Regions from separate parts of the Homo sapiens genome. Here regions 1 and 2 are each linked to region 3. A link is an interaction called in ENCODE POLR2A ChIA-PET data of the cell type or tissue named here. Cell type or tissue: MCF 10A. All regions are shown on one strand.

The links. ChIA-PET counts read pairs that join two places held together with the same protein. Peaks named below come from ENCODE experiments on the same cell type or tissue, not always from the same donor. Only the 100,000 strongest peaks of a DNase experiment are listed, where the experiment ranks them.
Region 1: POLR2A ChIA-PET joins it to region 3 with 6 read pairs; 1 of 35 experiments calls an interaction of 5 or more read pairs at or near these places.
Region 2: POLR2A ChIA-PET joins it to region 3 with 6 read pairs; 1 of 35 experiments calls an interaction of 5 or more read pairs at or near these places.

The regions. Positions count from the first base shown.
Region 1 is chr11:94,704,204-94,708,203 of GRCh38, reverse strand. The region is part of intron 1 of PIWIL4-AS1 (PIWIL4 antisense RNA 1); the gene reads left to right. It also overlaps a transcript of AMOTL1 not described here. Among named protein-coding and RNA genes, the nearest start is that of PIWIL4-AS1, 34 kb to the left of the region's middle. RefSeq lists an enhancer at 1,021-2,220. In MCF 10A, no CTCF peak of the experiment used is centred here; DNase peaks (open chromatin) are centred at 1,113 and 1,803.
Region 2 is chr11:95,075,114-95,079,113 of GRCh38, reverse strand. No RefSeq gene overlaps it. Among named protein-coding and RNA genes, the nearest start is that of SRSF8, 10 kb to the right of the region's middle. In MCF 10A, no CTCF peak of the experiment used is centred here; a DNase peak (open chromatin) is centred at 2,453.
Region 3 is chr11:94,850,032-94,854,031 of GRCh38, reverse strand. It overlaps AMOTL1 (angiomotin like 1), which reads right to left. Exons shown (of 13, transcript NM_130847.3): 7 at 3,773-3,918; 8 at 1-99. Among named protein-coding and RNA genes, the nearest start is that of AMOTL1, 84 kb to the right of the region's middle. In MCF 10A, no CTCF peak of the experiment used is centred here; a DNase peak (open chromatin) is centred at 1,621.

The DNA.
Region 1 (4,000 bases), 150 kb after region 3:
TTAGAGCGTCTTATACTAGGAGTGGAGTGAGCCTGGTAGCAGGGGGGACGAGCTAAGGGGATAATGCAATAACTCAGGCAAAGCGTGTTGATGGGTTAGACCAAGGTAGTAGTGGTGGGGTAGAGAGATGTAAACCATTTGGAGAGATATTAAGAAGACTGACTCAACAGACTAGTGATTGATTGGATTGTGCAGGTGCTGATCAATTATTTTAGAACCATCATTCTGGATGCTGCTGGGAGGTAAGACTGGAGAGAGGAGGCCCAGATGTGAGGTTTCTGTATTCCTAGAAAAAATTGATAACGGCTTTAAACTAGGGTAATATCTGTGGAGGTGGGGAGAAATGGATGGATTTGAGAAATAATATGGAGTTCGAATCTGCTGAATGTGTTCCCAAATCAGATGTGAAAATGTGAGGAAGTTTGGAGGGGTGTTTAGGGTGAAATCCAGAAATCTACCACCAGGAACTTTTCACAGACCTAGGGGACACAGAAGGGGGAGCAGATTTCAGGTGAGGATGAATTCTGGATATGGTCTAGTCTGAGGTGAATGTATAACCAGGCACTGGCAGCCAGTATGCAATTGCATTTAAAACAAAGCAAACATCTCTTATCTAAATGAGTCTTTGCTCCCTGTATAGGTTATAGATGATTGTGCCAAATACTATATGTGGCAGGGTTCTGTGCCAAGAAATAAAGGGCTCTGCAATTCTCAACATTTTCATTTGACAGTGGTTCAACTTTCTTTCCAAAAGCCGTTTATCATCCTGTAGGCACCTCTGTCATAAACAAGATGTCTTTATTGAGCCTTCCAAAGCTGATAAGAGTTGTATGATTCAATCAGTGACAGAGACTCATATAACTCATAGGAAGTGTTGCAGGGAGATTTCAGTGGTCTCTAGGAGCACAGGGTCTGCCTTCACACACACACACACACACACACACACACACACAGAGAGAGAGAGAGAGAGAGAGAGAGAGAGAGAGAGACCTCATGTATATTTTCTTGGAAGAACTCATAGGGTCAGGCACTAAGATATGTTTGTACACTTCTGCCCTGCATGCGGCAGCACAGCCATTGTTTGAACAAGGTACCTGCATGTCAGAACAGGCATCCTGGGCCCCTTTTTTTCCTGCTACACTCCTGAGAAAGAAGGGAAGCATTCACACCAGCGAAACAGCAAATCAAGGCTCTCCAGAGAGCTGCTTTTCTGCACATATTTTATAAGAATCAGCTCTCTAAGAGTCTACCCAATCAGTAGGAAGGCAAAGGAGGTATGGATGGCCCTAGCCCAAAGGAGTCCACTTACAGTTGCTTCACTAACATGCTCATTATACAGCTCTTAGAATAGGCACCTAATACCAAGCCCCGATTAGATTCCTACACCCACTGTGAGAGCCCACCACTGCAGCTCAAAGCTGACTTCGCCTAGCCATGGTCTGCCACCCCACCAGGTGGGGACCGGCTGCCATGGAAACAGCCACCCTCCCCACCCAATGGAGTATTTCTTGATCTAATTCCAACTCTGCCCATAGATGCCTTCCAAAATCCCCCCCTCGTGTTAAGGTTCCCTAGAGTGAAACCCACTAAATAAGAATTTTCTTACCTGTGAGAAGTCCTGGTGACCGGCAGTGGAAAAAATACTAAGTTCTAACAGAAGTGACAGGGACTCACAGAGCAAATGTGTTCGTTTTAAAAGAAGAAAGGTGACTTCATCCCTGGTGCCGTGGAGTTTAAAAAGAGCAACGAGTGCTGCCTGGCTGAGCCAACTCTGCTTCATCAGTGATGACTCCATCCAAATTATGCAGCCATTGCCCAGACATGCTCAGCCTTCAGAAGGTAAATCGCTGGAATCTGACTAACCCTGTTGTTTTCAAAGAGCTTCAGAAAATCCTAAGGCACCAATTGCCTTAACTGGCACCAGAGAAAGAAAAATTATGCACTTATTTCCTTGAGTCATGTCATTATCTCCCCCAAATCCAACTCTGAAAAACAGTACTCTAGGGAAGGAAAATAGATATTTAGACTTTCTGAGAGGTGAAAATTACTGGGGAAGTGGAAGCAGGGAGGAAGAAGAAGCGAAGGTATTTCAGCCAGGAGGAGGGGCTGTAAGAAGCTGGAAATGACCAAATTGCTAAGAAATTTTCAGAGCTATGAATCTGTAAGCAAAGGTGACAAACAGGTGACTGGACTTTGCAAAGGGAAAAATATTCAGTTAAGAAAAGGAGGTTAGTTGCTACAGGAAAAAGTGTGACAGCCTTTCTCAAAAATGCAACCAATTTTTATTTTCTTTTTGTTGAACATAATGCCACTCATTCAATATGGGGTCATTTGTAATATTAACATATCAGTTCAAAACATGCCTGCGTTCTAAACAGAAGGATTTGGAGAAAGAGACAGGATTTTTTTTCTTCTGTATGTTAAAGGTGAGGCTGGAGGAATTAGATTTGTAACATGGGATTCAAGGTCATTTCAAGCTACCCAGTGGGCCAATCACCTACTCTTGATGCCAAGTCCTTGGTCTAAACTTTGGACAAGAGTTCTGGCTGGGGTGCTAGGGAAAGGAATGGTAATGAGTGTGATCTCTGTTGGAAGTGGGGCAGAGGGTTGAGCTCAGCAGCCAGCTGCCCTTTCTCCCAGGCTTCTATTTCAGGAGAGTATAAGGTGACTCTGGGTCATTAGGCTTCTATCTAATTTCTTGCTCAGCTATTTTGAGGCTTTGAGATTTTCCTGTGTCAAGTTTCACTCCAAAGAGGCTAAAACAAGAAAAAATGCACTTTTTATTTAGATAGAGGTATTCAGATCCAACATTAGAGATTTTCGAAATCACAGATTTAAGACATGTCAAAGTGGCTTACAAAGGGAACTTGCAAATCTTTTGTTTGGGGTGTGAATAATGATAGGAGTAGAAGACGGGCAGCGTTTCATCAATGGTAAGAACAATGAAGGCAGGAGTCATTTTTATTTGGTTCATCATAATGTCCTTGAAACCTAGCAAAGAGAGTACCATACAGTAGGTGCTCAGCAGAAGGAGAGTGAATGGTGTCAGTCCTTTTCCATTCCAGGTCTCTAGAATAGATCTGCTGAGAATGCTTAAAGTCACCATCTTGTTGGTGAGGCATTTGGAGAGAGCATGAGCCAGTGGGTCTTGTAGAACGAAAAAGAACTTGGTTATTTGCTTTGTCTCAGCCTCTAGGTTCATTGCCAAAGTTAGAATGGAGCAAAGAAGGCCAATTGCTGGACTCAGGAGCCTCCTTTCCTCCCCAGGAGCCTCCTTTGCCTATGAGCTAGACTCTCATGTCTTTTCCTAAGGCCAGGACTCAACCCAATGGGTAATCTGCCAATTGTCTTCAATTTTTTTTTGTTCTCAAAAGCCTATTAAAATTTTCAAACTTAGAGAAAAGTCAGAATAATTGTACAGTGAACACCTATATACTTACCACCGGGTTTCTTCAATTAACATTTTGCCACGTTAGTTTTATCCCATGTTGATTCTCTGCTCATTTCTCTATCCATCCAGCAACTCATTTAATTATTTTTGTTATTGTCTTTCAAAATAAGTTTCAGACATTAGTATATTCCCCCCAAATACTTCAATATTATTAGCCAGAGTTCAATATTTATTTACAATTTCTTTGTTTCTATTCAGATAAAATCTGTATACAGTGCAATGCACAGATCTTAAGTGTATCATTTCCAAGTTCCTCTAGACACATACACCTGTGCAATCCAAACTCCTACCAAGATACAGAACATAACCATCACTCTGGAAAGTTTCTTTATGTCCCTTCCTAGCAAACCCCTATCTCACATCCCAAGAGATAACCAATCTTCTGATGATTTTCACCAGATTAGTTTTGCCTGTTTTAGTATTTTATATTAATGGAACCATACAAATTGTATTCTTTTATGCAAATTTGTGTGCACTCAGCATGTTTTGGGGGTTCATTCATCCATGTTGTTGCTTGTATCAGAAGTTGGTTTCTTTTCATTGCTGAAT
Region 2 (4,000 bases), 230 kb before region 3:
TAGATGGCCAAGTGTAAGTACAGTTAAGGTAATATCATCATGAGAGGCAAGGTTAGGCCACTTGGTTCCTAAGGAGTTTCTCAGGTGGGAAAAACTTATTGAGTAGACACTTGATATTCACAAGGAATGGATCCTGAGATCTTTGCAAATTCCTAATCCTAGCACTTTTCTAAATATTATCCTTATCTGGAGCCAGGGTTTTCCAGTGCATAGCCTTAATACTCCAAATCTATTGCCTGTTTGACTCTCATACCTGATCTCCCACCTAGTAGCTGTTTTTCCAGGAAATTCCTACGCAGGCTCTGATTTGAGATTGCTCATAAGCAGCTGAAATGACTGTTGTTAACTTAGTGAATGCCAGGGATCTGCTGTGACTGCTAGAGTCCAATCCAATTAGACAGTAGTATGAAGTGCCTGGTAGGAGTCAGATACATGTCATGTTAGCTGACACAGCAGGGAACCAAAAAGTATAATTCCTTCTCTCATAAGATTTGCATCTGGTAGGAAAGAGAGCCATTCACAGGGTTGGTTGTGAATTATGAGTGCTTTCAAGGGCTCTGTGGTCCCCAAGTTCCTCCACCCCCTGCTTACCTGAAACATCAACCACTCCAACTGCTCAGGGGTTTCTGGAGGAGTATGCATTAAGTGAGTTAAGACATTTATGCTTGCTTCATCCCCACATTCAGATCCCTGCCTTGGCTCCTACTCCCTCACTCTTACATGCCAGCCCCTTTGCTAATCTGTGAGCACATGTTGCTATCTCAGGGCATTTGCACTTGCCCCTCTGCCCACAATGAAGCCCCATTCCCGCGGTCACAGGTTCAAGGACCACATCCCCCGGAGGTTTCTGTAGCTATCCTATCAGATAAAGCAGCCTCTGTTACTCTCTAACCCCTCACTCTGCTTTATTTTTCCTCATAGCCCTTACAATTACTTGACATGTTATTATATATCACTCTTGATAATGAGAATAGATCATCCAAGAGAGTTGAAACTTGTCTTTTTCACTGTTGTGTCCCCAATTCCAAGAACAGAGCCTGGAACAGTAGGTTCTCAGTAAACATTTATTGAATGAGTAAATGAATAAATGGGTCCTGAAATACATAGACAGATGCAATGTGAATCTTTTAAGAAGAGGCTCTGAGGGATGGGCCAAAAAAATAAAAGATTTTGGCTGGGCACAGTGGCTCACACCTGTACTCCCAGCACTTTGGGATACCAAGGGGGGCAGATCACGAGGTCAGGAGCTCCAGACCAGCCTAACCAACATGGTGAAACCCCCCTCTACTAAAAATACAAAAATTAGCCAGGTGTGGTGGCACGTGCCTGTAATCCCAGCTACTCAGGAGGCTGAGGCAGGAGAATCTCTTGAACCCAGGAGGCAGAGGTTGCAGTGAGCAGAGATTGTGCCATTGCACTCCAGCCTGTGTGACAGAGCAAGACTCCATTTCAAAATTAAATAAATAAATAAAAGATTGTGATGAGAACAGGAAAAGATGCTCTCAGAGATCCACAGGCCTGAGTGTGGTACTTTTTTGGGTGGAGGGCCCTGAACTATTAGGACACAAGGAAACTGAATGCCAGGATACCAGTAGTACAAATATTACATTTTTGTAAGGTGGCACCTCTAACAATGACACCCTTTCCCTACAGCACTCAGGTTTTCCCCTCCTTTGTCTACCCGAAACTGCTTATCTCCATAACATCCAGCACTTGCTGCGGATTAGTGAGAAGGGTCCCCAGGTGTTACCCTGACAGTTGCTACAGATCAGTGGCAATGAGGAGCAACTAGAGAATGTTAGAAATTTCATCTTGAGAGGCTGGTGAGCAGAGTGGGATCTGCAAGGCAGCTGGAGTGAGGGGCTGTTCATTACCCTGGTTCTATTCAACTTATATGGGTTTCCTTCCCACTTATCTCTGCAGCCAATTCCTAGCAACTGTTTGTGGTTTTCTACTTAAAGCAATGATAGGTAACTAAAACACTGAACAAAACCCCAACTTCTAATTTCTATATGGTCACAGCTCAGTGAAATACATATCAGGGTGAAGTTATTTCTAAATATCTGGAAAGGACTTCTCACACATACACAAAATAGTTAGTGTAATGGTTAATCTTTATGAATAATTTAGTGTGGCCCGGTAGTCAGTCAAAACCTATAGTTAAAATTTTAAAATAAATCTTAGAGTCAAGACCCAAACACCAACCTCTACAAGTGTGCATTCAAGTGTAGTTTCTAATGCACATCTTACAAATGTGGGCTTATAAGTAATAATAGCCAACATTTATTGAGCACAAATTGTGTTTGCTTTGGTCTGAACTTGTTGTGTGCCAACTCTAGCACAGGTGCAAATAGCTAAGAGCTCCCTTTGCCCAAATAAGGAAGTGGAGAGCCAGAGGAAAGAGATGATTTACTGAAAGATTGCTCAATAAGCTAGTGAAGGAGTTCTGAAGAAAGGTTGGCTCTTCTGGCTCCTGATTGTTTTTGAAATCTTGACCTTGCCCTGGCAGCATTGCAACAAGGCCAAGTACAACAAGGAGAGGAATTTGCAAATAAGTATATGTGAACTTTTGTACAAATACGTGGGTAGATCATGAGAAAAAAAGAAGTTTCCTACTAGTGAAAGTAATAGAAGACAGTTTGGCAGTTTCTTATAAAACTAAACATACTCTTACCATGTAATCCCACAAGCAAGCTCTTTGGTATTTACCCAAATGAGCTGAATATTTTCCTCCACACAAAAGCCTGCACATAAATGTTTACATCATTTTTATTCATAATTGCAAAACTTGGAAGCAACCAAGATGTCCTTCAATACATGAATGAATAAATGAACTGCGATACATTCAGACAATGGAATATTATTTGGCAATAAAAAGAAAGGAGCTTTCAAGCCACAAGACATGGAGGAAATTTAAATGTATATTACTAAGTGAAAAAAGCCAATCTGAAAGGCTACATACTCTGTGATTCCAACTATATGACATTGTAGAAAAGGCAAAACTATAGAGGCAGTAAAAACAGTAGTGGTTGCCAGAGGTTAAGGAGGGATGAATGGGTGGAACACAGAGGATGTTTTAGGGCAGTGAAACTACTCTGAATAATACTATAAGAGTGGATACTTATCATTATAAGTCATTTGTCCAGACTCAAAGAACGTGCAACACCAAGGCTGAATCCTAATATAAACTATGAGCTTTGGGTGATAATGGTGTGTTCATCAATTGGTTCATCAGCTGTAACAAATGCACCACTCTGGTGGAGGATGTTGCTGAGGGAGGCTATGCATATGTGGGGACAGGGTCTATAGAAGAACTCTAACTTCTGCTCAGTTTTGCCATAAACTATTCTAAAAAAATAAAACTCATTAATTAAAAAAGTAATGGGTAGGGCTGTGGGAGTGGTGGTGAGGACAGTGGTATAACTGAGCATCACAGAAATAAAGGATATGAGAGTAGGTCCTTGCCCTCGGACTTATCCTAGAGGTAGGGAGAATGCATAAATGCACAGAATTCTTGCTCAAATCTATCAAGCACCTCCTACTTGCCTGTCACATTTACATCACACAATATCTTCACAAAAATCCTGCACTGTAATTTTGGCTCAGAGAAAATCAACGATTTTTTTCTGAAAGTCACATGACCACAAAGTGGCAAGGCCAGATTCAATTGCTGTTCAGCTGGCTCTACATCCGGTTTTCCTCTGTAACTAACTGCTGGAAAGGTAAAAGTGGTGAGTAAGGGAAAGGTTTGCTTTACTAAACACATCACGCTTCAGAATCAACTTTGTATACATGATACACAGCATGCCAATGGATGGGCTGAGTTTGTGACAAGAGGGAAAACACAAAACCACATCATCATTTATTTATTTCACCATTAAAAGAAAAATAAGAGGCTGTGAGGGAGGAGGTGATGGAAGGAATAATTAACAGAGAATCATTATTACTATCCAGAGTAATTGCCTTCCTGGAATTTCTCGTAACAAGGATGCAAGGTCAT
Region 3 (4,000 bases):
CCGCTCCATCTGTTCTCGCTTCTCACATGCAGACTGCAGCTGGGTCAGGGCCTGCTGCAGCTTCTCAACTTTCTCAACATATGCTTGCTTCTCTCGTAACTGAGTGGAGAAGAGTAAAAAAGAGCACAGAATTTAGACCACTGATTCTCAAAGCTGGGGTGGAGGAGGTGGGGTCAGATTACCTGGAGATCCTATTTAAACTACAGGTGCACGTACCTCCCACCGCCCTACTCCTATCCTTCAAGTGCACTGGAACAGAAAAGATTTACACATAGACTGCCAGTTATACCTACAATGGCTAGGATGTATGAAATTGAAGACTCTACTGGGGTACCTGCTTTTGGTAATTTGTGCAGCTTTGAGCTCAATACTCATTTATTGCTTAATAATTTCTGCATTTTCAGGCATTGGAAGTGAGGTAAATAAAGAGTTTTTGCACGTATGTTTATTGCAGGACTATTTACAATAGCAAAGACATGGAAGCAACCCAAATGTCCAAGACAATGTGGTACATATACACCATGGAATACTATGCAGCCATAAAAAGGAATGAGATCACGTCCTCTGTAGGGACATGGATGAAGCTGGAAGCCATCATTCTCAGCAAACTAACACAGGAACAGAAAACTAAACACCACATGTTCTCACTCGTAAGTGGGAGCTGAACAATGAGAACATATAGGCACAGGGAGGGGAACAAAACATACCAGGGCAAGTTGGGGGCCGGGGGTGAGGGGAGGGAGAGGATTAGGACAAATAGCTAATACATGTGGGGCTTAAAACCTGGATGATGGGTTGGTAGGTGCAGCAAACCACCATGGCACATGTAGACCTATGTAACAAATCTACACGTTCTGCACTTGTATCCTGGAACTTAAAGTAAAACTAAAAATAGCATAAAATAGATAGAATTAAAAAAAGAGTTTTTGACATCATGAAGAAATGCTTATTCTATAATGTCAAGTGAAAAATCCAGAATCAAAAATTATATACAACATTATCATAACAATGTCTATCCATGAAAAAAAGGCAGGAATGAAATACTTAGCATTAAGCATGCTTATCTATATGACAGAATGGCAATTCTTTATTCTTTTCTATATTTTTTCAAGTTTTCTATAAGCATAAATTACATTTATAATAGAGAAATTAGGTATGTATTTATATATGTATGTGTACCCATTTATGTATGTGTGCATAAATAAAAAATTTTTCTTATTACAGTTATCTATGGAGTAACTTTGTCCTAAAGATTTCAGAGTCCTTTATAGATAGGTAGTTGGGGCCTTGAAGAGATGGGAAGTGCACAGTGAATATTCAACAACACAATAACTGAGGAGATGGAAATTAAGGTTAAAATAATTTATGGAAATGTCACATCAGCTATGGATTTAGAATTATGACCAACAACTTCCAACTCTTACTCTCACACTTTGTTTTCTTCCAATTAGGAGTTTGGCCCATGTTCATAAATCCTGGGCATACTGACAGCATTCTGAGAACTGGCTAGTGCCAAAAATCAGGCTTAGGCATCAACTTGATTTGGTCCTGGGTGAGAAGACACCAGATGCTATTTCCTGTCATTCCGCACCTGGGTGTATTCAATCTTAAGTTCAGTGATGACACTGGCAAGCTGGAACATGCTAGTGATTTAGCTGCTAGGTGAGCTTTCTGACTCAGCAGGCAGCATTGCTGTGAGTTATACCTATATCCTGTCCTAGCTGAAGCCACTGGAATAAAATGGAGATGCTTTGACCTTTCAAGGAGGAGAGAGCAACTTTAGACTTTTTACACCTGTTCTTGGGATTGATTTTCATCTGGCCCTTTCATTCCTTGTGATTTTGATTGCTCAATTCCACTGGCTTCTGAAGACCTACTAAGTGAAGGTTCCTGCAGCCTCATCTGACAAAATATTTTGTGTGTGTGATTCATACACCACTTACCATATCTTCCACTGAGTATACTTTTCTGAATGTGCAGCTACTAGAATATAAGCACCAAGAGATTTGCCTATTTTGGTCTCCACTGGGCAGAGTGAACAGGGCGTACCCAATGCCTGGAATAGCGCTCAGCATTTAGTAGGCACCCAATAAGTATTTGTTAAATGAATAAATACTATCCTTAAGCAATTGCAAGAAGCTTGAAGGCAGGAATCTGTCTCCTTCACCTTTGTATCAACCTTAATTCTAGCAAGGCATATATCCCGATGAGGATGATTAGTAACAGTAATTACATCAGCCAACACTGTTGGAACACTACCATGCCAAGCATTGTGCTTTATATGTAGTATCTCATTTAATCCTCCAAGTAACAACAGGAAGAGGAGGTAAAGTCCTTTATTATCTCCATTAGAGATGAGAAAAGTCTTCAAGGTTACGTGACTTGCTTAAGGTCACACAGCTGACAGGCCATAGAGCCAGGATTCTCATTTACAGCTGTCTGCTCTAGAGTTCACTCTTACCCATCATGGTAAATTACAGTAGGCTCTCAGTATCTGAACTGAATTAAGACCCTTAAAGGAAACTCTAATTAGAAAGGAGTGATGCTGGAAGCAGACCTATGAGACATTCTGGAGAGGCTACATTCAACCAACCAAAGATTTCACATAAATATAATGATTTAAAAAAAAGACCCATATTGGTTGTTATAACTTGTCTTCAAGAAGCTCACAACTAATTTTTACTTTAATAGAAATATTAAAACTAAAAGATTTTAAAAACCATGATTTTCCTTAGCTCCACTCATGGAGATGGAGATGTCATTTCAGTGATGACAATAATGAGAAGCCCCAGCCTCCCTTAGGCATAACAGATCTCCTGTCTTTAAGGGGTTGAGGTCACTTTCTGTGGCAAGTGTTTTCATATTTAATACGTTCCTTAGTGGCAACATGGAAGGCTGTTGCCCCGGAGCCTTATGCTAGTATTAAAATGGTAGTTTCTATGCAAGACTTATGGGGTTTTAAAGGCTTCCAATGGGCAAGACCCTCGTTTACTCCATCATCTTCCTCTTCAGCTGCTTTATCCTTGTGTTTGAAATCTGATGAAACATCCCTGTTACTTAGCATCGGGGGAGGTTTTCTGAAGAGACAGTTTTTTTAAATTCAACAACAGTTGGGTTAGTAACAATACTGTTTCCTTTGTGCCCAGCAACAAGCTAAGCACTTCAGGCAGACTTTCTCAGTTAAGACTCTTATAGACTTTGGGCTTCTACTTCCTGGAACGGATCCTGCTCAGGTAAGCCTGTGTAACACAGAGGCACCTGCCGCCACCACCACAGGGTGCTGGAAGGTGTGAGGCAGCTGGCCCCTGGCTGCCTGGCTAGGCCTCTGCTCCTTTTCTTCTTCTTCATCTATAGCCTGGATTCCTTGGCTTGGACCTCGGAAATGGTCATTTTAATTCCTCAGTCAGGCTTTAAGGAAAAGGCTACCTCATAACACTTAAGCTAACGGGTTGATTTCATCAGAAACTACTAAATGCAATGCATGATGACTGAGTAGGACACGTGTCAACCGATGGGCTGTAGGCTGGGCTTCACACCGAGTGTGAGTGCTTTGCTGATGGGATTCCCATGTGCTTTTCATACTTTGCCTGGCTCTAGAATGCATAGACTCTGTTTTTATTCACTTTTATTTGAGAAGTTTCCCATATCCCTCCCCTGTCTCAACTCCTTGGAATTGGCTCTGGTTAAAGTAGGTGGGTTAGGAAAAGAAAGTGGAAGCCCTCTGGGCTCTGCTTGCCCTCTTCCCCACCAAATCCCCACAGCCTGGTCTCACCTCCTCTTCCAGCTTGATGACCCTGGCCTGGGCGTTGCTCAAAGCCTGGTCCAGGATCTCGATGTGTCTCCGATGGTCCTCACTTGCAGTCCGCACTGCTGCTAACTCCATTTCTAATTTCTCCTTTTCCTTCAAGAATTCTTTGTCTAGAAGGGAAACACGAACAAAACTACCTCTATCAGAAATTGCACACCCTCTGGGCTCACGGCCAGTCGACATCTGGCAAGG